Regions from separate parts of the Mus musculus genome. Here all the other regions are linked to region 2. Evidence: chromatin loops called from intact Hi-C (ENCODE). Cell type or tissue: left cerebral cortex. All regions are shown on one strand.

Region 1 (8,000 bases), 170 kb before region 2:
GTTTTAAATGTTAGGCTCCTGGAGTAAAAAGTTGATCACACATATCTAGAAATGCAGACAGAAAAAGAATAGCTTGCTGAAAATTCCTGTGCCACGTTGAAGGATACATACTCACACACCTCGATTCACATCAGGTTATAATTATCTCAGGCTTCAAGTACTTAATTATCAGTATTTGTCACAAATCACCAATTGCTATTGTTTATGTTACAACATGAATGATAATTACCTGTATCTCTTCGGATAAATAAATCCCACTTTTGCTAGTGTGTTATCATTAACATTTATAGCCAAGATGTTATGTGTCTCTTGGGGAAGTTCAATTTGATCTGGAATAAACACTTTTGATTCCAATAATAATCTTTACTAGTTAAGGGAGTTAGTTTTTGATGATAATTCATTGAAATGTTAGTTTTTGTGTTCTTGGAAAATTATAAGCAATTAATTTCATAATGAATATAAGCATTTCAAGCTTTCTAAGTGTTTTAATATCTTCCACTGGCTGAGAAGAGGGAAATATATCATTTAGGCAGAGATTATTATATGCTTATTTCTGAGAGCCAGTTGCTGTTATGGTACTGCATTACAAAAATCACATATAAAGAAAAATTAACTGAACTATGTAGATCTTTTAAAAAGAAAAATCTTAACTTCATATTCACAGTGGATTCTCTTTATGGCATCCCTGAATTAGAAAAAGAATCTAGTTATATTTGCATGACATGAGTGAAGGAGCGTATGGTCCTAAGTAAACAGTTAACCACTGACAACAATGGGGAAGGGTCAGCCTCTCATCTCTCATAGTTACCTTGTTTAGATTAAATATATGAAGATCAGTTTCTAACAATGAGGAAGAGAAAAATAACAAGATTTGGGGTCAGAGAGCAAACATTCTCTTCCATAGAACACTAAATTGATAGTTTAGCTTTGGAAAGACCTCTGAGTCAGGGTTCTAAGTAAAATGTGCCTGGTCAGCACTCTATCTTTTCTCTCTCCTCTCTCTCTCTCTCTCTCTCTCTCTCTCTCTCTCTCTCTCTCTCTCTCTCCATATATATATATATATATATATATATATATTCAGACAATTTTTCATTTTTATCAAGCTTGTTTCTTAAGAAGAATATTTTCTTCTGTGCTTTCATTCTTGAGACAAGGCTTGCTACATTGCACATACAATAACACTTATTTCTTAGAAAGAAACACAGGTTTTTAGTTAAGGTATTTTCCTTAATATTGATTTTTTTAATTAACATGTAAATATAGTATATACCATTAAAAATAAAATGTATTTTTCTTTCTGCTTATGCACCATATATATTTAAAAATTATAACTAAAACATGATATTGCCAGTTTAATGACCATTTTAAGAAAAGAATGAACACAACTATCATATTTTGGAATGCAGTAATGACCACTGCAGATCAGAACAGTAGAGTGGGTTAGTCTCTTTTTAAAAGAGCTAAAAATTAACAGACCACTTAGAAACTCCTTTTAATTATTTTTGAAAGTGCAGCAATCATCCCTTTTCAAGTAAAGTCTACTATGGACCTCCATTAAGGATGTTGAAAGAACATATTTGAATTACAGTCTAGGATGATTTAATGAATTCAGTGACTATAACTTGTCCAAAATTACAAAAGAAGAAGGAGAAGAAGAAGAAGAAAGAAAGAAGAAAGAAGGAGAAGAAGAAGAAGAAGAAGAAGAAGAAGAAGAAGAAGAAGAAGAAGAAGAAGAAGAAGAAGAAGAAGAAGAAGAAGAAGAAGAAAAAGAAGAGGAGGAGGAGGAGGAGGAGGAGGAGGAGGAAGAAGAAGAAAAGTTTCAGGTCTCTTCATAGTAAGATATGTTTTGAAATAGAAATTAGGAAAGAATATACCATAGTGATTTTCTTCACCTTGCCTTGTTATATTCACAATATAAATCCTAGGCCCCTTAAACATCATTATTTTATGCATATTAAGAAGAAATGACAGTGCTTTTACATTTATATTCTTCACCATATGTGATCTAAAGTATAACTTTTGATTTTGATTATGGCAAATTTCATCAACCCTCCTTTAATAAAACTTCACTAGAACCCCCAGAAAAATTAATTGTTGCTTTTAAAACAGTTAAAAATAAATGATAAATTCTAAAACTTTTCTATATTTTAGAGTTAATGCAATTAAAGTAATATTGAAATATTTAATCTCAATATTTTTAAACACTGTATTTAAAAAAAACAGATATCTACTAGTATTTACTTCCTGGCTAAATAGAATAACATATAATCATGATTCTTAATCATGTTGGACATTGGTACAGTGCCAGATTCATTAAAAAATATTCAACATTAGTGTTGAAGGACCCATGCAACTGGGCTCCAAGTCTGCCCTCTTAGTGCAGGGCACTAAGATGTGTCCTGAAATTATTGTGCTGCATGGGTAGATAGGATACACCTGGAGTGTGTCTGTGTCAATATCAGGGTTTTCTAGAAGCAAAGTTTGTAAAATACTTGATCCTGATCCCACGTGAAAAATATTTAAGCTTTCCATTCCTACTATTTAAATATTTTCATTTTATTGTGACTTTGTTATGGAGGCTCACTTATATACTTTCAGTTTTTTTTGTTTTAAGCAACAGATATTCAAGATATTGTAGTTTGGGGAACAGGAGTTTCCTTTTGTATTGAGTGAGTGGCTTATTCTACCAAATTCCACAATTTCATCCTGTGTCTAATGTATCAAAGGATGAACTTCTTAATGCTAATTGCCAATAAGTTTAATTATGCCCATAAATTGCCCAATTTTCATGTTTTAGTATTTTAGAAATACTACTTTGAATTTCTCAAATATATACAGAATCCCATAAAATGATTTAAATAACATGGTAGATGCCTACTGTTACATATATAGCTATATTATTATTATTATTATTATCTCCTTCAATATTTAAAGTAAACTATTGGAAATCCATTAAGCTTCTAAAGACACAATATATATATTTATAGTCATATAAATGCTGCTGTCTCATTATAGTTCACATTAGTAAATTTATACCTTTTTAAACTTTAAAACATCTAATCTGTTTTCTTTGAGTTTTCTTTTTCTCTTAAGCAGGAAGCACAAAGGAACAGGGTCAGAGCAGTGCACACCATTAAAGCATTTGATTTATACTCATTAAGAATTTTGTTTTATTTTAGTGTCATTTCATTTGTCCATTTCTTTCCTGTACTGCATCGAATACCCATGTGTTTGCACGCCCAAAAAACCTAATGGAACTGGGTCTATTTGTGGGGTTGGGGTGAACTGTGTTAAAGAGACAGTTTCTTTCATGTTTAAAGCTACATTTATGATATAAATCATTTCTTAATATTTGTTTTGTTTGAACTTAGCTAATGTTCTTAGGTTCTCTTGTTTGTGCATATTTATTACAGGAGTAGACAAAGTATTTTGCATATTAGATCAATTAGTTGTATGTTTGTACAATGAAGTTTCTTTCTTGTGGAATTTTACACCAAGTATTTGAGTACATTATGAGAGACTCCCAAGAATGGAGTTTAAGTCTTTGGGTACATCCACAGATCTCAACCTCATTATTCTGTATTCCTTGCCCAAAAAATGAGTAGTAATTTCTAGTTTCACTAAATGAAAAGATATATTGCAAGCTATAAGGTAAACTCTTCTATAAGTGACTACTTGCATATGAGTGTAAACTTCTTTCATATTAGAGCATTCATTTCGCTTTACGAATCCATTTCGTACTTGTTATCAGATCTCTCTCTGGGCGCATTGTTGGAGGTGTGTGGTGGTTCTTTACCCTCATCATCATCTCCTCCTACACGGCTAACTTAGCTGCCTTCCTGACTGTAGAGAGGATGGTGTCGCCCATCGAAAGTGCTGAGGATCTGTCTAAGCAAACAGAAATTGCTTATGGAACATTAGACTCTGGCTCCACTAAAGAGTTTTTCAGGGTAAGTGATTCTTATTTTTAGTTTCTGTGTTGTTTTCTAAATTTAGCCCCCATAAATTATTCCCACCCCCATTCTTCCCATGGCCCATGAAAGCTGATGTGTGAGAAGGACCAGCTGTCTCTGTCACTGTTTCTGCTCTGGTTCTGTCTCTATCTTAGACCTTCCATGCCTTCTGATCTCCAACTATAACCGTGCTTCCATGTATCCTTATTCTTAATTTCTCAGAGGAAAATGCATAATGATGCTATACAATCTGAATTTTATCAAAAGTGATAAACATTCTATGGGATCAAAATTGAAACAAAATACAGTATAAGTTATTACTGTTTTCTAAAGAAAGGGTACTACATATTTCTTTCATGTTTTATAAGCACAGTTATGATAACCGTGCTTAGCTACCATGCATGATTTTGTCATGAATAGACACGTGCTTGCATCCAGTATGCTATTTCAAAATTAAGAAGCAGGTAGGAATTTTTGAGGAAATTCTTCAAAGGAAAAGTCCTCAACATTGTAACATTTAAAATAGGCAATACAATTACAATGTGTGTATTAAGTGTAGGTTAACTTTATCTTTTAATCCATTATAAAACATTTGATGATAGAATAAGTTTCTTTCATGTTTGCATTGTGTTTTCAGAATAGCTCATTCTACTAATATGTTTTCACATAGCTAATGTATTACGTAACCCAAAAAATATGACAAAAGATGATCTGATAGTTACCAAATACCTTTGAACGTATATCAGTGTGTGAGATGTTGGCCAATCAGCAGTAAGATAAAGGCAAAGACCTTCAACTTGTTAAATGTCAGAGCAGTAGATTGTGATTTCTACACTCTCCTGCATTTCCTGTGTTATCTCTTGCTGATTATCTTGAATTGGGGCCATGTTGGAATGGGAAGAAATGTGCTTGGGAACCTCGCTTTATATAACTAGTCTAGTATAGTTCTAACAACTGTACTTTTAACTAGTAAGTATGCTGTCTTCTGATGTAGTCTATTAAAACTACTGTTATATAGCCTGCTAGTCTAAGAGTGATTTTTGACACACTTGCCACTTCTGTTTCTATTTGATAATGGGGTCACCTGATGTAAAACGATAAATGACTTCCTTTCTTGTTTATCACAGTGGGTTTTTTCCCAGGATGCTGTAACTTTCCATCTGGAGCCATAGTGCATCATTCCTTCTTGCATGCTTCAGTGTAAAGAAATTCTGTCATGGATTACATTTAAACTAAAAACTCCAATCCACTGAGTGTCATGTAAAATAGATAGATCAACACATAGTTAATTTAGACCCTTTAAAGACAAAACAATTTTTTTGTCAACAATTCCCATTAATCCTCAGTCATTAGCTGAGCATAGTTGAAATTTTACATTTCTGAGATAGAAGGAATTTGCAAAGGAAAGGTGTGCTTCTCTTTGTGAGATTCATAATCACCACGCACACTGAGTTTATGCTCTTCTTCAACTGTCCTTTACCTATGGGGAATTTGAGTTTTCGTGACTGGAGCATTCAAGGCAGGCTGAAAGCTAACCACATTTGATTGTTATGGTTGCCAGCCAACCAGGAAGAGGGAACAGAGGAAGTGGGCTTTCAGACTGAAGATGTGCTGGTGTGCTTTCTTCTCTGGACACCTGCTTTATTGACTACCTGACCAAACTCCCAGTGAAAGATCTAATTACCTGTGGGAGAAGGATAATTGCCCTTCTTTGGATTATTGCTCTAATATAACATTTCCTTTTCTTTTTGTATTAATCACACAAAATTTTATTCATTTTATTTATTTCTATTGAATATTTTCTTTATTTACATTTCAAATGTTATCCCCTCTCCTGATTTCACCCCTAGGAACTCACTATCTCATCCCCCATCCCCCTGCTTCTATGAGGGTATTCCCCTACCCATACACTCACTCGTGCCTCCCCACCCTCTAATTCCCCTACACTGGGGCATCAAACCTTCAGGGGGCCAAGGGCCTCTCCTCCCATTGATTCCTGACAAAGTTATCCTCTGCTTACATATGTGGCTGGAGTTATGGGTCCCTCCATTTGTACTTGAAAGGCCATCCAGAGACTGCTCCACCTGGGGATCCATCCCATATACAGTCACCAAACCCAGACACTATTTTGGATGCCAAGAAGTACATGCTGATAGCAGCCTGATATAGCTGTCTCCTGAGAAGCTCTGCCAGAGTTTGACAAATACAGAGGCAGCAGCTCACAGCCAACCATTGGGCTGAGCACCGGGTTCACAATGGAAGAGTTAGAGAAAGGACTGAAGGAGCTGAAGGGGTTTTGCAACCCCATAGGAAGAACAACAATAACATTTTCTAATATGACATGATTTCATTGCGTTGCTAGCTTTACGTATTTTTGTTCTTTAATCTTGGAATTTTATTAATTCTGCTAGAACGACTATGAGTAACTAAGACAATTGTCTGTTTCTATGACAGAATGCTTTAAATCCAGGTTTGAGATAAATAATTTGAGAAGTAAGGACACAGTCCAAATCTTAAATAGTAGATAAAGAAATGAAAGAAACATTACAATTTAAAATGAATATCCATTTCTAAACAGCAATTTGGATCTTTTACAGGTGCACCTAATTTTTATTATAAGTTTTATAAAATAACTGTTTCTGTAAAAGTAACTAATATTGAATTTCTAATTTATGATGATTTCTTTTTAACTTTTGTGATATTAGCTGTTTCAGTCAAAGCCTTAAGTACTTTTAGAGTTCAGATAAATAATTAAGTATTAAGTCAGCTTATGTTAATATTACTTTATTGATGCCAGTGTGTCCATAGTAGATTTAGAAGTGTGACATAAGCTCTAAATTTTCTAATTTAATCTCTGTATTCTACTCATTCACTAATATATTAACATCAATATTCAGTTGATGTTTCAAGAAAGGGAAAGTGGAGTCAGATCTAGTAAAAACTGAGAGGTGTGGACCTGGAACTGTTCTCTATGGGCTGGCAAGTTTTCTCTCTATGGATCCCAGTATGCTGTCGTGACCTGCTATGGATTTGCTAATCATACTTAATTAGAGTGCCGTTGTAAGGTACCTATAATTAGGAGGGAAATGGGATTTCAAATATAAACTACTATTTTTAGAGTTTCAAATTTTGATAATTTCCCCTCATTAAAATAGGGCAGATCATAGTTCTATAATTTTCTGGAAAATGATTTTTTTGCAGAACCTATGTTTGTCATATTCCCACAGCAAGTTAGAATCTAGAGCAGGCTTTCTCTTTGAGCCAGCCACAGGTCTGTCAGTCCACAAAGGACAATGATTGACTTGCAGAAGGGGAGCAAGAGTTCCTTCCCACATGCCTCATGCCACATGCCCCAAGTCCTTCTCACTGTAATCAAGCCATTTCCTCAAGTTGTCACTTGTGAGAGGGCAAGACACACTGTTCACTCTCTGACCAAGTGGTATGTGTTAGTGCTGTTAGTCTCAGGAAAAAAAAATGGTCTAAGTAAAGTTTCCCTATCTCTTGAGTAAGTAGACTAATTATTCTAATTTGTAAATGGCAGAATTACTCTGATCTTAGTTCATCAGACTACAGAGTTATTACTCAATATCATAGACATGTTTTAGTTTACAAACAGTATAAATTACAGATGTGTAGGATCGATGCAATTGTTCTTCGTTAGAATGAAAGAATTAGTTTGAAACTTGCCTGATTCTGCATATGAGAGTGTTTGTGTGTCTCTCAGTGTGTGTCATGAGCGTGTGCATTTCACACTTCAATAATCATGGTTACCAGAGATTTACAATAACTGAGATTATTCCTAAATCCAAACAAAATGTTTTGTTGCTATGTTGATGGCTTTAATGACACCTATTTATATTTACATAACTATTGTCTGAGCTTGGGAAGTAGGTGCCTTTAATGACAGCTATTTGGGAATGAGAAAATGAGAATGAGAGAGTCACAAGTTTGAGGTCTACCTGGGTTGCAGAATGATTTAAAACCAGCCCAGGAAACTTAGGGAGACTTAGATTTGAAATAAAATTGCACAGCAGGGGTCACTCCCTA
Region 2 (8,000 bases):
AATACTACATACATAATACACAGTACTTATGCACCTTAAAATACATTAAAAGACTAGGCCTTATGTGAAATATTCTTTTAAAAACCAAAACGCCCATAAAAATTATGAACATGAACAATTTGGAACTATTTGGAAATAGTTTTGATTGGGATAAACACACAAGTATTTATGTGTATAGGAATTTATCAAAATGTACACATTAACTATCAATCAAAATTTAATAAGATTAAAAGAAAAGGAAAATTGACCAGTGGTTTCTAACACAACTCCTTCTGAGGTCTAAATTTTGTAAGAAGAGACTGGTTTTTATGGGAACTTTCCCACACACCCTAGTTCTAACAATCTACTATAGTAACGTTAAAGTTATTCAGTTCTGAATCCAAGCCCCATGCTCTCAGCAAAATATATTCACAGATACCTTAACCATACAGCTATGCCCTATTCTATCTAGATCATAATTAAATAACCCTACATTCTGCCACATGGAACACTCAATGTACATGTAGCCACAGGATGGTTAAATTCCTAAAAGAGGAAAAAGGTAAGGTCACAGAAGTGCATAAAGCAGGTGTTATTTAATGACATAGCTAAAGACCATTACAAGATGGACAAAGAGAAGAATAGGAAAGGAAGACTTCTGTAAGTCCATGGATCTGTGGCAAAAGAAAAAAAATACTTAACTGTGTTGGGAGAATATCTTGTATATTGTATGGATGCATCAACTGTCAATTAAAAAGCCTATGGCCTATGGCTTAGGCAGGAAATGGGAGGTAGGACATCTGGGAAGCAGAAAGAATTCTGGGAGAGATACAAGCAGGAGATTTCTGAACAAGATGTGAAGCAATGGACACATGGCATCTGAGAAAACATTTCTTAACATCTCAGTCCTTCATCACATGGTTCATTGCTTTTGAACAACAAAAGCAAGAACATCACAGTGGGAATCATGTGGCAGTAGCCAGCTGTTTATCTCATTCCAGAAACACAAAGGAAGAGGAAGAGGCTGGATCATGCCCCAGTGACCTATTTCTTACAAAAGGCCCCACCTCTGCACGTTCCTACCACCTCCCAAGAGTCCATTATGCCATGGGTCCATCAATGGAGTAATCTATCGATAAACAGAATCTGTCCAGAAACAACCTCCAAAACCCTATCTCTGAGGACCACTACTCTGGGGACAGTGTCCATGAAGACCACTACTCTGGGGACAGTGTCCATGAGGACAGCTGCTCTGGGGACTGTGTTCATGAGGACCTCTACTCTGGGGACAGTGTTAGTGATGACCTCTACTCTGGGGACAGTGTTTGTGAGCTCTGCCATCATAGCAGCTTCTTAACTGTTTCCACTTGTTGAGAAATAAGAGCTGGAAATGTCACACAAGTTGCTTAGGGAAACTGGAAAAAGGACAGTGTCACAAATGCCAGCAAGAGGACTAGTAAATTTTATTTTAGAAAGATAAAGTCAGGAATTAAACACAGACCCAAATTCCGGGTAATGTTACTTACTCTTAACAACTATGTAGTTAAAAATACTATACTTTGAAAACTCATTTTCTTTTCTCTTCTGATTCTATAAAAAGTTGATTCTTACAAAGCAATCAAATTTTAGAGCAGACCTATGAATTACTGATGATAATGGCGTGACTTTGGATGTTTAAGCACAAATGAAATATTCAGAAGTTAGCTGCTGGTAAAGGTTACACTGCAGGAATTTTACAAAACCTTTTTTTTTTAAAGTTACAAACAGGAAAAAACATAAGTTTCCTTTGACTTTCTTCAACCTGACTTCCACACGCATAAATAATTCAGAGTCACTGTCACATATGTTGATACATAGCTGCAGTCCTAGCACTAGGAAAGCTTAGGCAGGAGAATCAGAATTTCAACACAAACCTGGGATATACAGAAAAACCCGTGTCAAAATAAAAAATTCGAAGTAATTCCTCAGACTGGTGGGAGAGCACGTGTTTATCATAAATGAGACCCTAGTTCAATCTGTAACACAGAAAATGAGCGATTGATTGAATTCATAAAGACAAGCTTCAAAATGTCATCCTGACATCGTCTCACATCTGGAACAATAATTAGTTCATTTTATTACTAAAAAACAAGAAGAATAATGTACCTTACAGTGAGCAGAGGAGCTAAGCTAATGACACATTTATTTATTATTTGGGATATTGTGCTGTATAAAATGGATTGTGATTTCTCCTTTGAAGTTTGTTTCTTGTCTCTAGAAAATGTTATGTAAATTAAATCAATTGTAAATGTCAGTATTCTTTGCAGTGTTCGAATATGCTTCCTGGGGAAAACCAGGAAATATCTCCACTGAAAAATACATAAATTTTTCAAGCATGAGAGATATCAAATTGAAGATATTTTGGCATTGATTTGGAAAATCAGAACAAGGAGTATATAACAGAAACACATAAGCCAATGGAGTTAGTTGAAGTTCTGTAGCTAGTTGGAATTCAGTCTGGGAACAATGATGACTTTTTAGCGGTCCATGGAAACTATCACCAGGAGTACACCTGACCTGAGTCCCTTTGAGTATCTCAGTGACAGCTCCAAAATTCTGCATGACTCATTCTCCAAAGACTAAAGTCATAAACTTCATTTAATATAAATAACCTGTCAAAAGACTAACTTAGTGAATCTAATAATAGGGGACTCAGATGTCAAAATGGTTCAAATGGCAATATTTAGGATTCTGCATGCTCTACAAGACAAATCTAATCATTGTATCACCAGGAGTAAGTATTACCTACAAAACAATGGACAGTTAACGTTCACATTGGGATCAATTCCTTCCACTTACATGGTATCTCTTTTAAAAAAAATTAAACATTCCAGGCATACAAATTAATTCCTAAGTTCCAGACTGGAAGATCAGTGGGTCCTCAGTGCATCTAATAGTGGATATCCAGCATTCTACTAAAAGACCTCAGCCAACCGTCTTGCCTTTCCTTCATTTTTCTTCCCACTCTCTTCCTCTACTCTACTCCTACCCCTTCCCAGATTTTACACAGAATTCCAAGCTTTAAATTTTTTTTTCCTAAAAGTGCCAGTGTGATGTAGTCAAATCGATCCAACAGATATGTTGTCACTAAACTGTGATTCTACCTTTTAGAATGAAAATACACTAGTATTACTTGGCAGTTTCTCGGGTTACTGTGGTTTATTTATTTATATAAATGTTATTTCTGTATCCTATAATGTCAATGGACATCAGTCTTTAAAAGGTAAGCAAGAAGAAAGCTATTGATACTTCCGATGTTCATTTTTTCACAACAGAGAGCTAGGAATTGATTTATATCCGAATTTAAGATACAACATTCATCACATTGCACTATGTCCTCTTTCTCAGAATAAGAACTTTTGCATTGTTAGGGGAGGTTATCGACAAACCTGAGAAGCTGTGTTTACTCACCTATTTTGCAGCTTAGGTTACTGGTAGCTAGTTACACAGATAGAAACAATTGTTTCAAGACAACATCCTAAAATGTAAGCTAAAGATGTAAGTTAAAAAACTAAGAGCAATCTGGCCAGAAATTTCTTTTTTCTTCAAATGCAACAACAACCAAAAAAAAGAGCTTGCGACTTAAGTAAGAGCATTAGAGCAGTCAACCCAGTCCTAGACTGCCTATCTCTGGATTCCATATAAAGAATAAAAAATAAAAGGAAAAAATAAAACTTTCCCTTGCTTAAGACAGTGCTCTTCGTTCTTGTGTATCAGATGAATGCCATTTCTAACTTATCCAGGGCTATATTTCGGTGTCACTGAGTTATCCACTTCCTATGACTCACCAAACACATTTTAGAATAGAAACTCTTATTCCGAAGTGAAGAGCACTGGATGTAAGAAACTAACAGATGGTAGGGTAAATGGCAGATACTTGGAACAGATACCAAGTCTGACTTGGCTCTGCTGCAGTCCTACATAAGTGTTCTAACTCCCTCACAGGCAGCTTGGCCAGTTTCCTTTTTGTTATTAACTCAACCCTTGGTCCTCAGCAGAATCTGATGTTGCATTATGTTCAACACTCAACAACAAAATTCCAACGAAGAATTCAGTAAGCTCTTTCCATGGGGCTTCCACCTTAACATGTTTTATTCTCACTCAGATCTTTCAACCAGCCAAGGTTCAGGGAAAGTGGTGTAAAGATGCGTCATTGTCAGATCAAGGGGTATGTGGGCCAAGTTTGTTATGCTGTTCCTCCTTCTCTCCTTCCAAAGAATAATCTTGATTCACCATCCACACTTGGTTATATTTCATCCACATATATTATATTTCAACATTGCTCACTAGAATACAGAGCCTCTGAACACAGACAACCTTAGATAACTTAGGTTTCATTGTTGTTGTTAAAGCTAACATTGTTGTGGTAAGTGCTAGATGCTTACTCACAATTTAGATACAATCTGAATATTCTGTATTTAGTCTACCTGGTATGGTTATACATGATACTTCTGTTCTATCTAGAGTTCTCACTAGAAAATACCAAGATATTTTGCAAGACCACACAGTGGGTGATATTTTAAATTATATCAGAGAACATTCTTTATTGGATATTTTCTTTATTTACATTTCAAATGTTATCCCCTTTCCTGGTTTTCCCTTTGAGAACACTCTCCCCCTATCCCTTCCCCCTCCCCCTGCTCACCAGCCCACCACTCCTGCTTTCTGGCCCTGGCATTCCCCCACACTGGAGCATACAGCTTTCATAGGTCAAAAGGACTCTCCTACACTTGATGTTCAACTAAGCCTGCACATGCAGCTGGAGCCATGAGTCCCATCATGTGCGCTCTTTGGTTGGTGATTTAGTCCCTGGGAACTGGGGATATTTGCTAGTTCATATTGTTCTTACTCCTATGGGGCTGCAAACCCCTTCAGCTCATTGGGTCCTTTCTCTAGCTTCCTCATTGGGGATCCTATGCTCAGTCCAATGGATGGCTGTGAGCATACACCTCTGTATTTGTCAGGCACTGGCAGAGCTTCTCAGGAGACAGCTGTATCAGGCTCCTGTTAGCAAGCACTTGTTGGCATCCACAACAGTGTCTGGGATTGGTAATTGTAAATGGGATTGATCCCCAGGGGAGTCAGTCTCTAGGTGGTCATTTCTTCAGTTTCTACTCCACACATTGTCTCTGTAACTTCCATGGGTGTTTTGTTCCCTCCTTCTAACATGAATAAAAGTATCTACACTACGGTTTGTGAATTGTATCTTGGGTATTCAGAGCTTCTGGGCTTCTGGGCTAATATCCACTTTATCAGTGAGAGCATATCATGTGTGTACTTTTGTGACTGGGTTACCTCCTTCAGGATGATATAAACCAGATCCATCCATTTGCCTATGAATTTCAAAAATTCATTGTTTTTAATTGCTAAGTAGTACTCCATTGAATAAAAGTACCACATTTTCTGTATCCATTCCTCTGTTGAGGGACATCTGGGTTCTTCCCAGCTTCTGGCTATTATAAATAATGCTGCTATGAAAATAGGCAGCATTTGTCCTTATTATACATTGGAGCATCTTCTGGATATATGCCCAGGAGAGGTATTGCTGGGTCCTCAGGTAGTACTAACTCCAAATTTCTGAGAAACCGTTAAACTGATTTCCAGAGTGGTTGTACCAGCTTGCAATCCCAAGAGCAATGGAAGAGTTGTTCCTCTTTCTCCACATCCTCACTAGCATCTACTGTTACCTGTGTTTTTGATCTTAGCCATTCTGACTAGTGTGATGTGGAATCTCAGGGTTGTTTTGATTTCCATTTCCCTAATGATTAAGGATGTTGAACAATTTTTTAGGTGCTTCTCAGCTACTGGGTATTCCTCAGTTGGGAATTCTTTGTTTAGCTCTGTACCCAATTTTTAACAGGGTAATTTGTTTCTCTGGAGTCTAACTTCTTGAGTTCTTTGTATATATTGTATATTAGCCCTCTATCAGATGTAGGATTGCTGAAGATCTTTTCCCAATCTGTTGGCGGCCTTTTTGTCTTATTGACAGTGTCCTTTGCCTTGTAGAAGCTTTGCATTTTATAAGGTCCCACTTGTCGATTCTTGATCCTACAACACAAGCCATTGGTGTATCAGAGAACATTGAATCTGTAGCAGACTCTTTCACTAGGCTGTTACTGGATGATAATGATATCATTGTTAAATTCATGCTTTATTAAATTTCAAAACCTCCCTTAAAATTCCACCAGAGAACTCCTAAACCTGATAAACAGCTTCAGTGAAGTATCTGGATATAAAATTAACTCAAACAAGTCAATGGCCTTTCTCTACACAAACAATAAAAAGGCTGAGAAAGAAATTAGGGAAACAGCACCCTTCTCAATAGTCACAAATAATATAAAATACCTTGGCATGACTCTAACTAAGGAAGTGAAAGATCTGTTTGATAAGAACTTCAAGTCTCTGAAGAAAGAAATTAAAGAAGATCTCAGAAGATGGAAAGATCTCCCATGGTCATGGATTGACAGAATCAATATAGTAAAAATGGCTATCTTGCCAAAAGCAATCTACAGATTCAATGCAAATCCCCATCAGAATTCCAACTCAATTCTTCAAAGAATTAGAAAGAGCAATCTGCAAATTCATCTGGAATAACAAAAAAACCTAGGATAGAAAAAAAAAAAAAAAAAACTCCTCTCAAGGATATAAGAACCTCTGGTGGAATCACCATGCCTGACCTAAAGCTGTACTACAGAGCAATTGTGATAAAAACTGCATGGTACTGGTATAGTGACAGACAAGTAGACCAAGGGAATAGAATTGAAGACCCAGAAATGAACCCACACACCTATGGTCACGTGATCTTTGACAAGGGACTAAAACCATCCAGTGGAAGAAAGACAGCATTTTCAACAAATGGTTCTGGCACAACTGGCAGTTATCATGTAGAAGAATGAGAATTGTTCCATTCCTATCTCCTTGTCTTAAGATCAAGTCTAAGTGGGTCAAGGAACTCCACATAAAACCAGAGACACTGAAACTTATAGAGGAGAAAGTGGGGAAAAGCCTTGAAGATATGGGCACAGGGGACAAATTCCTGAATAGAACAGCAATGGCTTGTGCTGTAAGATCGAGAATTGACAAATGGGACCTCATAAAAGTGCAAAGCTTCTGTAAGGCAAAAGACACCATCAATAAGACAAAAAGGCAACCAACAGATTGGGAAAGGATCTTTACCTATCCTAAATCAGATAGGGGACTAATATCCAATATATATAAAGAACTCAAGAAGGTAGACTCCAGAAAATCAAATAACCCCTTTAAAAAATGGGGCTCAGAGCTAAACAAAGAATTCTCACCTGAGGAATACTGAATGGCTGAGAAGCACCTGAAAAAAAATTTCAGCATCCTTAATCATCAGGGAAATGCAAATCAAAACAACCCTGAGATTCCACCTCACACCAGTCAGAATGGCTAAGATCAAATATTCAGGTGACAGTAGATGCTGGCGAGGATGTGGAGAAAGAGGAACACTCCTCCATTGTTGGTGGGATTGCAAGCTTGTACAACCACTCTGGAAATCAGTCTGGGGGTTCCTCAGAAAATTGGACATAGTACTATCAGAGGACCCCGCAATACCTCTCCTGGGTGTATATCAAGAAGATGTTCCAACTGGTAAGAAGGACACATGCTCCACTATGTTCATAGCAGCCTTATTTATAATAGCCAGAAGCTGGAAAGAACCCAGATGTCCCTCAACAGAGGAATGAATACAGAAAATGTGGTACATTTACACAATGGAGTACTACTCAGCTATTAAAAAGAATGAATTTATGAAATTTCTAGGCAAATGGATAGACCTGGAGGGCATCATCCTGAGTGAGTTAACCCAATCACAAAAAACTCACATAATATGTACTCACTGATAAGTGGATATTAGCCCAGAAACTTAGAATACCCAAGATATAAGATACAATTTGCTAAACACATGAAACTCAAGAAGAATGAAGACCAAAGTGTGGACACTTTTCCCCTTCTTAGAA
Region 3 (8,000 bases), 370 kb after region 2:
ATGCAGAACCATTCACTAAGAGGCAACAAGGACACGTATTTTAGAAAGCCTTCTATAAAAATATTTTTTATTTATACCCTTTAATATTTCTCTAAAATATGTATCTTGTATTTTAAAGAAGTATTTGTAAATGGCAGTTTATTGTTTACAAAATTCTAATGGTAGGCTTAAAATATATTGCCTATCATCCCTGTGTTGGACCATATAACCCTGAACCAAATACCAACAACGCTGTGAAAGAATACTTCAATTTCGGAGTCAGGGCTTTTGCTTTTGTGCTATGCTGCCCACACATAATCTCACATGTTTGAATTATACATTTTCATATTTACTTTCTCTATGATAGGACTTGATATATCCTCTATCGTGATTTTTGAACAGGGAGACCATGTATGAAAGATTGAGAACTGGTATGCCTTGATGAAATGTAGTGAAGGATGTTTCGGTCTTTACTCTGTAAGAGCTTTAACCCTGACCATTGGTCTCTGGAAAAGCTATAAAACAACTGCCACCATTTTCAGACATAGAAGGAATGGTGTGTGTGTGTGTGTGTGTGTGTGTGTGTGTGTGTGTGTGTGTGTGTGTGCACGCGCTCGCGCACACATATTCTCCAGTGCCATGCATGCAAGTCTTTATGTGTGTGTATTTATTCATCTGGAGACCAGAAAGCAAGTCTAGGTATCATTCCCCAGGAACCATCTGACTTGTTTGTGACTCATTTCGAGCAAACCAAGTATGCTAGCCTGGCTGACCAATGAGCTCCACATCTCTACTTCTCAATGTTGGGCTTATAAGCACATATCACCACACCCAGCCTTTTTATTTTCCCCCTTTAATGTGGATTCTGAGAACCAAATTCAGGTCATCTGGCTTATCCAGCAAGCGCTTTACAGGCTGAGCTGTTTCCCCAGCACCATTCTGGGAAGCCTTAGCTTTCATGCTCCTGTACTCAGGACTTGACTATACTAATTGACTTATTATTTTTCTCATAATAATGGAAACTTCAATGTGATATTTGCTGGATGCCAGATAGATCCAAGGTTTTCTCAGAGACCCTGATGAAAGGACAAAGGAAATATTAGATCAGGAGCAGAGTGGGTAAGTTCAAGTCTGGGACTGAAGCCAGTAGAAAGGAGTCAAGGTTGCCGTTTCTATGAATCCAACTTTTCCCCTGGGCTGTGGTTATCATTACTAATGCAGCTGTGTGTTAGGTATCCTGTGTTCTCTCGACCAACATTGTCTGATTCCAACGTTGTCTGATTTGACTTTCTGCTGACCTTGGCCGTTTTCCCCCTGCAAATAGTATATAAGAAGCTGTGTGTGCTGCTTAATAAACTTGTTTGCATAGGCCATCAACTTATGCAAGGCCTCCTGGTCACAGCTATTTGTTTTCGGTGTCTTCTCATCTCCAGTTCTAGCACCTTGTCATTCAGGACCCTTATTCCTGTAGATTTGTGTAATATCTTAATAGTTCTCTCTATATTTTTCATTTTATTTATGGTCATGTAATCATGAATCATATGAAGAAATAAAAAGATTCATAAACTTCTTCTCACTAAAAGTATGTTTAGAAGCACAAACATTTTTCCTATAACCCCCAATATAGAATTGGAGAGAATAGTTGTAAGGCCATCATATGTCTCTCACCCTCCACTGGAAGTTCCTGGCCCAGGGATGACCTCACTCTTCACAGTTCCTGGAAACCATAAAATAGAAAGCCCAGCAGAGAAGGAGACGGGGCACAGTGAGCTGAAATAGCACAGGCAATGAATCCTGTTCTATCTCAGTGTCTAGACCAGTAATTAGGTTAGATTCCATAAAGTTGTGGTTAGGAGGAAGGTATTGCCAAAGCATTTGGAAACTTAATATATATTCTAAAGGCCTTTAACCACATGGGGCCCTTGTTACTGTGGAAGAATCCCACAGCTTTTCCAAATGGAATATTGGACCAGCAGTTGTCAATGAAAACTAGAAGTTTATCAAGAAAGAGCTTGTCCCCTTATCACAGAGGTATGCCTCTCCAGTCTTCAGTATTGGTCTGACACTTCCTTCTTCAACCTCTGGCTAAAAATTTTCACATTATATACTGCTTGACCAAGTTTAAAACAAAATGAAGCTGTGTATGTGTCGACAGGCATCAAAATAAAGCCATTAACAATTATATGCAAGTCTTTATGTATCAACTTCCTCAACATTTACCTTTTTATTTTGGTGATGCCAAATAAGTTGTTTGATTTTAAATGATTATCAACTCTTAATTTGAATAGTAAAAAATAAATATGAGAACTTAATACGAAACTCAATCCCACATTGTAATTCTCTGTTGCCTATAATGCTAGAATCCAAAAGTTGAGTAAGTCCACATACTGAAACCTGTGTTTCTAATTCTTGTAGCAGTCAAGTAGTTAATCTGCTTTAGGCTCCCAATGCTCCCGCTCAAGAACTCTGGATTTGGGAATGCAAGACACACATGCCAGCCAATTTTGATATGCCTTGACTAGCTCAATGGTTGGGCACCTCTAAACCTCCCCACGCCTAGCACACACTCCCCTCTGGTATTCCTGAGTTAACAGCTTTTAAAATCTACATTTTATCTCTGCTACCCCATACACAATCGAGGAAGTGACCCCCTAGGGCCATTTTCCTGGATTCTTACATGGCATCAAACCTTTAAGTCTGCTCTCTTTTCTTCCCTGACATGGAAGTTCTCCTCTTTTTTCCCTCTCCCCTCAGTCCCTTGCCCATGCTATCTAAAAGTCCTGCCTCCATCTCCCTGCCCAGCCATTGGTTGTATGGCAGTTCTTTATTACCAATCAAAGCCAGCTGAGGGCAGAAATCCTCAGGTCTGGAAGTGCGGCTTTTGGGAGCCGAATTAAGACAAAGCATTAGAACTAATTCCCAACAAATTCTCACAGCATATATTTGAATATTACTAATCTTAAATGCTACAAATTTTATACACACACACACACATATATGTCTTAGAAGATGTCAATAAACATAGAGAAATGAATTTTACTGTTCCCATAATAGAATACGTTACTGACTCAGTAAAGATTGTTTAAGAGCAACATTAGGATCAGAAAACTTGTGAAAAAATGAATATATATATATATATATATATATATATATATATATATGTGTGTGTGTGTGTGTGTGTATATGTGTATATATATATATATATATATATATATATATATATATATTATCAGGAAGTTGTAATTTAAACTTCCTCAGTTGATAATGAATATAATTAACATAATATCATATGTGCATCTAGAAAGTTCTTCTTTATATACATATGTGTGTGGGTATAGTGTGTATGTGTGTGTATGTAGGTAGGTAGGGAGGGATGTATAGTGTGCCCATATGTGTATGTATGCACATCTGAAGGCATGGTACAGAGCCAGCAGGGCAATTGGGTACCTACCAGATCACTCTTGACCTCCTTCATTGAGACAGAGTCTCTCAGTGAGCCTGGATTGATTGCTATCAATTCCCAAGAATCTTCCTGCTTCTGCTTTCCTCCACACTATCATTACAGGCATTTGTGACCATACCCAGCTTTTTATGTGGGTGCTAGGATCTGAACTCAGATACTTATGATTGCTCAGCAAGTACTCTTGAACACTGAGCCAACTCTCCAGCACCACATACGTTCTATTTTACCCTCATTCTACTGATGAGAAATCTCATGCTTTCTGTTCCAATTTCCCAAGGTTATTCTCATAGTAAGTGAGATAAAATCTATCTCTACTGTCTGTGGGTGCCACCATCTTATGTAACAGAGTCACACAGGGCTGTACAGCTATCTTGATGTGTTCCTTTATCTTTGCTGGATTAAGACAGTACTTTCAATTTTAGCCATTCCAGTGGGTGTGAAAGTGTCACAGTGTGGTTTTAATTTGCATTTGTTATTCTCTTTATAGTTATAAATTTTGCTTTTTCGTATTCTGTAACCCCCAAATGCGTAGCTCCTGTTTTTGCCTTTAACATCTTCTATCCTTGGAAGCACAGGAAACCATGAAATAACTTTCAAGTTCATCTCATTTTAACTACTTTTAGAGTTCTATATTTATTTTTTTATGGAACTAAGTTTCCATCTGGTATCAGATTCCTTATGACACAATAATTCATTTCAATGTCTAGATAATGGAAATATTATTTAAAAATTATACTTGCAACTCTTTCAAAAAATTTCAAGATTCTCCTTCTTCCCTCTTAATTTGGGGAAGATTTTTTCATGCTTATATCTAAAGATTTTTCCCATGATTGTAATGAGTTGCCACCCTTATTTTCTGGCTTACCTGCCTGCACATAATCCTCTCTTGGCCTTATTTGTACTCATCTATAATAATTTTAACTCTCTCTCTCTCTCACTGCTTTTAAGATTTTTTTTAATTACTGGTCAGGAAATTGATGTTGATATTCTTGCCTGTGTATTGCTTATGCTTGAAACTCTCTGAGCCTCACATCACATCAGTAGATTTGTCCCTTTCATCAAATTTAAAAATTGTTTGTTGAAAGTCCCACTCTTCCCACTTCTTCTCAAAAGCCTAGAGTATTTTTATGAGGGTTTTTTTTTTCTCCCCAGAAGGTGATGGAGGTCTGACCATTAGGTTTTACATTTGTTTTTCTCTGTCCTTTTTATTTGAGAGCAGAGAGAAGGTGTTGCAAGAGACTTAGCCCATGGCCCTGTATATGCTTTCCCTCTGAGTTTCACTCCAGCCTGTCATGAATGTAAAACACATTCAAAACTGTTTTCTCTTTCTGCACTAATAGCCGTCAATTCAATCCAGTTACACTTTATTTCAGACCCTGGTTGGCTTGTTTGGTTGGTTGGGTGGTTGGTTGGTTGGGTAGATGGTTGATGGGTTAGTTGGGTGGGGGGTTGGTTGCATTGGTTTGTTTGTTTGGATTGGTTTGGTTTGTTGTTTTTAGTTTTTAAAAAGGTGATTTGTATTCTTCACTTCTCTTTTTGCCTCTCCTCTACCTTAGCAGATGGAGCATATTTGTGATGTAAGTTCTCATGCTCTCATGTTCTTGTCTGCCAAAGGCATCACATCTTCACTTCTGTCTCTATTTCTATACATGGAGGAAATATTTTCTTCCTCTTACATGATCCAGGGATTAAATATTGCTTATTTGACTGTGAATATTTCATGATACAGAGTTCCAGATTTGCTTTTATTTTCTGTGTGAGTGTACATCTCTCTCTCTCTCTCTCTCTCTCTCTCTCTGTGTGTGTGTGTGTGTGTGTGTGTGTGTGTGTGTGTGTGTGTGTGTGCATGCATGGGTTTGGAGGTGAAATGTTAACACACATGTACATGTACATGCAGAGGACATAACTTAATGTTGAGCATCTTTTTCAGTCAGTTTCTACCTTATATTTTTAATATTTGTGTTCTTGTGAATTGTAGGAAATGTATTAATGGTCTATGGTAATTTTCCTCTGACTGGAGTTATTTCAGACCCTATGTATGTACAGACTCATAATCAGCTAAACAGTCAAAAGTATTTCATCCATAGGTGTCCAGAATTTTCTCTGTTGGTAGCATCATTTCAATGTTCATAACTATGATGTGGATAGAAAGAAATTATTCATGGGTTTCCTTGATTTGGGTTACAGAATAGAAATTACCTCCAGTGAGTCAGTTGAAGAAGCCAGACAAAACTCGGTCTTTTATTGTTGTTTTTCAAGAATAACTGTCCTGCATTAATGTACAAATGGCCTGCAAAATGGTCCAATGGGTGAAAGTACTCATTGCACAAGCCTGAAAACCTGAGGTTGATTCCTGGAATTTACATGGTGAAAAGAGAGAACCAGCTACTAACAGTTTCCTCTGATCTCTACACCCACATCATGGCTTGGGCTCATCCACATCCCAAAGCACCTCTCTCTCTCTCTCTCTCTCTCTCTCTCTCTCTCTCTCTCTCTCTCTCTCACACACACACACACACACACACACACACACCATGTGCACATGCACACAATTAGACAGACAGATAGACAGACAGAATAGAGACATATCCTTTGTGGTAAAAACTGGCATTCGTTCTGATATCAAGTGTGCATGGTAGAAATTCTATGAGCTGAAACAACCTCTTAAACTTTCTATGTCTGAACACTTCACCTATTGGTAGGATGGAAATAACTTCCTCACAGTTGTGCTGAAGTTGCTAGATGAGTTAGTATATGGCACGCTCTTAGAAGATCAGAGGAGTGTGGGGGCACAGCAGCATGTGCCGCTTATGCCGGGTATCCCTTCACCTGCTTTCCAGAGTGATTCCTTCTCTCATGAGGCATAGGAAGGACTCTATAAAATTGAACTTCTCATTGCAGTTCAGAGAAGAAAATGTAGTGACAGTGGGTATAAATGTTTTTATATTTTTATGAAGAGAACTTATTTTGAGTTTTTGATAACTGGACATGTTTGCGAGGAAAAGGAGGAAATGACATATTTCTTCCATGTTAGATGCTGCTTACCAATTCCTCTCATATATGTATATATTTTAAAAACTTTTATAGAAGTAGGTTTCCATGTGACCCTTAGTGCCCCTTAATGTTAATTACCTCCCCCTCTATTCCCTCTCTTAGCTCCATTTCCCCTCAACAACTGTATTTAATTCTCCTGTTTCAGTCTGCTCCAATTATTCTCCATTACTACATATTCAATTTCTTCCTTTTTGGAAAACTGCGCCCTCACCCCCATCCTTTATTTTATACCTAACCTCCATTGTTATGCAGATTATAGCATCCCAATAAAGGGGTTAACATCAACAGATAAGGGATAGTATGCCTTATTTATCTGTTGGGGTGTCAGTTACTTCACACTCAATGATTTTTTTTTCTAGCTCGATCCACAGATGTCAGAGACCTACTCGTTCTAACAGGCAAGAGTCTCATAAAAATTATACATAGATAGTGTTTAAAATTCAGTTTATTGTGGAATATCTTATTTTCTCCATCTATAGTGATTGAACGTTTTTTCTGGGTATAGTAGTATGGGCTGGCATCTGTGGACTCTAAGTCTGAAAGATATCTGTCTGGGCACTTCTGGCTTTTAGAGTCTCCATTGAGAAGTCAAATATAATTCTAATAGGGCTGCTCTTGTACATTATTTGGTAATATGTAGTTCTCTCTTTTTTGTTGTTCTTTACATTTAATGTTATTATTATTATGCAGAAAGTGGACTTTGTATCTCAGTCTAATCTATTTGGTGTTCTGTATGCTTACTGTATCTTTATGGACATCTTCTTTAGGTTAGCAAAATGTTCTTCTGTGATTTTGCTGAAAACATTTTCTGAGCCTTTGATCAGAGTTTCTTTTACCTCCCTCTATCTATACCTATTATTCTTTGGTTTGATTTTTCAGTGTCCCAGAGTTCCTGGATGTGTTGTGTCAGAAATGTTTTAGATTTAACATTTTCTTTGACTGATGTATCTATTTCTTCTATTTTATCTTTAAGACCTGAGAGTCTCTTTCCCATCTCCTGTATTCTGTTAAAGCTTGTTGCTATGGTTCCTGATTGAATTGCTATTTTTTTTTCATTTCCAGAATTCTCTTAATTTGTGTATTCTTTATTGATTCTATTTCTAACTTCATGTCTTGAATGGTTTTTTTAATTTCCTTACACCTTTGTTTGTGTTTTCCTGGATTTCTTTAAAGGATTTATTAATTTCCTTTTTAAGCACTTCCATCATATTCATAAAGGTTGTTTTAAGGTCTTTTTCTTGTGGTTGAAATATGATTCAGGGCATGCTGTTGTAAGATAGCTGAGTTTTAGTGAAGATATATTACCCTGGCTTTTATTAACTGTGTTTTTGCACAGGTGTCCGGGTGTCTGGGTTTGTGATAACTAAAGGTCTAGGTGCCTATTTCTGGGTTTATCTTTGTTAGGTGGATATTTGTTCCTTGGTTTCTGTGACCTCTGGATTTTCTTAGAGCATGACAGCTGTGAATTTCTTGTGATCCTGTCCTGTTCAACTGGTTTATGTAC

What was found. Hi-C counts contacts between places; a loop is a spot of excess contacts. Peaks named below come from ENCODE experiments on the same cell type or tissue, not always from the same donor. Only the 100,000 strongest peaks of a DNase experiment are listed, where the experiment ranks them.
Region 1: a loop joins it to region 2, with 6 times the contacts of the local background. A loop is called at or near these places in 2 of 42 quality-filtered maps.
Region 3: a loop joins it to region 2, with 12 times the contacts of the local background. A loop is called at or near these places in 4 of 42 quality-filtered maps.

The regions. Positions count from the first base shown.
Region 1 is chr3:80,698,408-80,706,407 of GRCm38, reverse strand. Gria2 (glutamate receptor, ionotropic, AMPA2 (alpha 2)) reads left to right here. Exons shown (of 16, transcript NM_013540.4): 12 at 3,752-3,950. Among named protein-coding and RNA genes, the nearest start is that of Gria2, 100 kb to the left of the region's middle. In left cerebral cortex, no CTCF peak of the experiment used is centred here; DNase peaks (open chromatin) are centred at 3,982 and 6,050; H3K27ac peaks cover 1,804 bases.
Region 2 is chr3:80,530,084-80,538,083 of GRCm38, reverse strand. No RefSeq gene overlaps it. Among named protein-coding and RNA genes, the nearest start is that of Gria2, 270 kb to the left of the region's middle. In left cerebral cortex, no CTCF peak of the experiment used is centred here; DNase peaks (open chromatin) are centred at 3,951 and 4,901; H3K27ac peaks cover 4,197 bases.
Region 3 is chr3:80,156,441-80,164,440 of GRCm38, reverse strand. No RefSeq gene overlaps it. Among named protein-coding and RNA genes, the nearest start is that of Gm36569, 270 kb to the right of the region's middle. In left cerebral cortex, no CTCF peak of the experiment used is centred here; DNase peaks (open chromatin) are centred at 2,662, 3,809, 4,882 and 6,228; H3K27ac peaks cover 2,784 bases.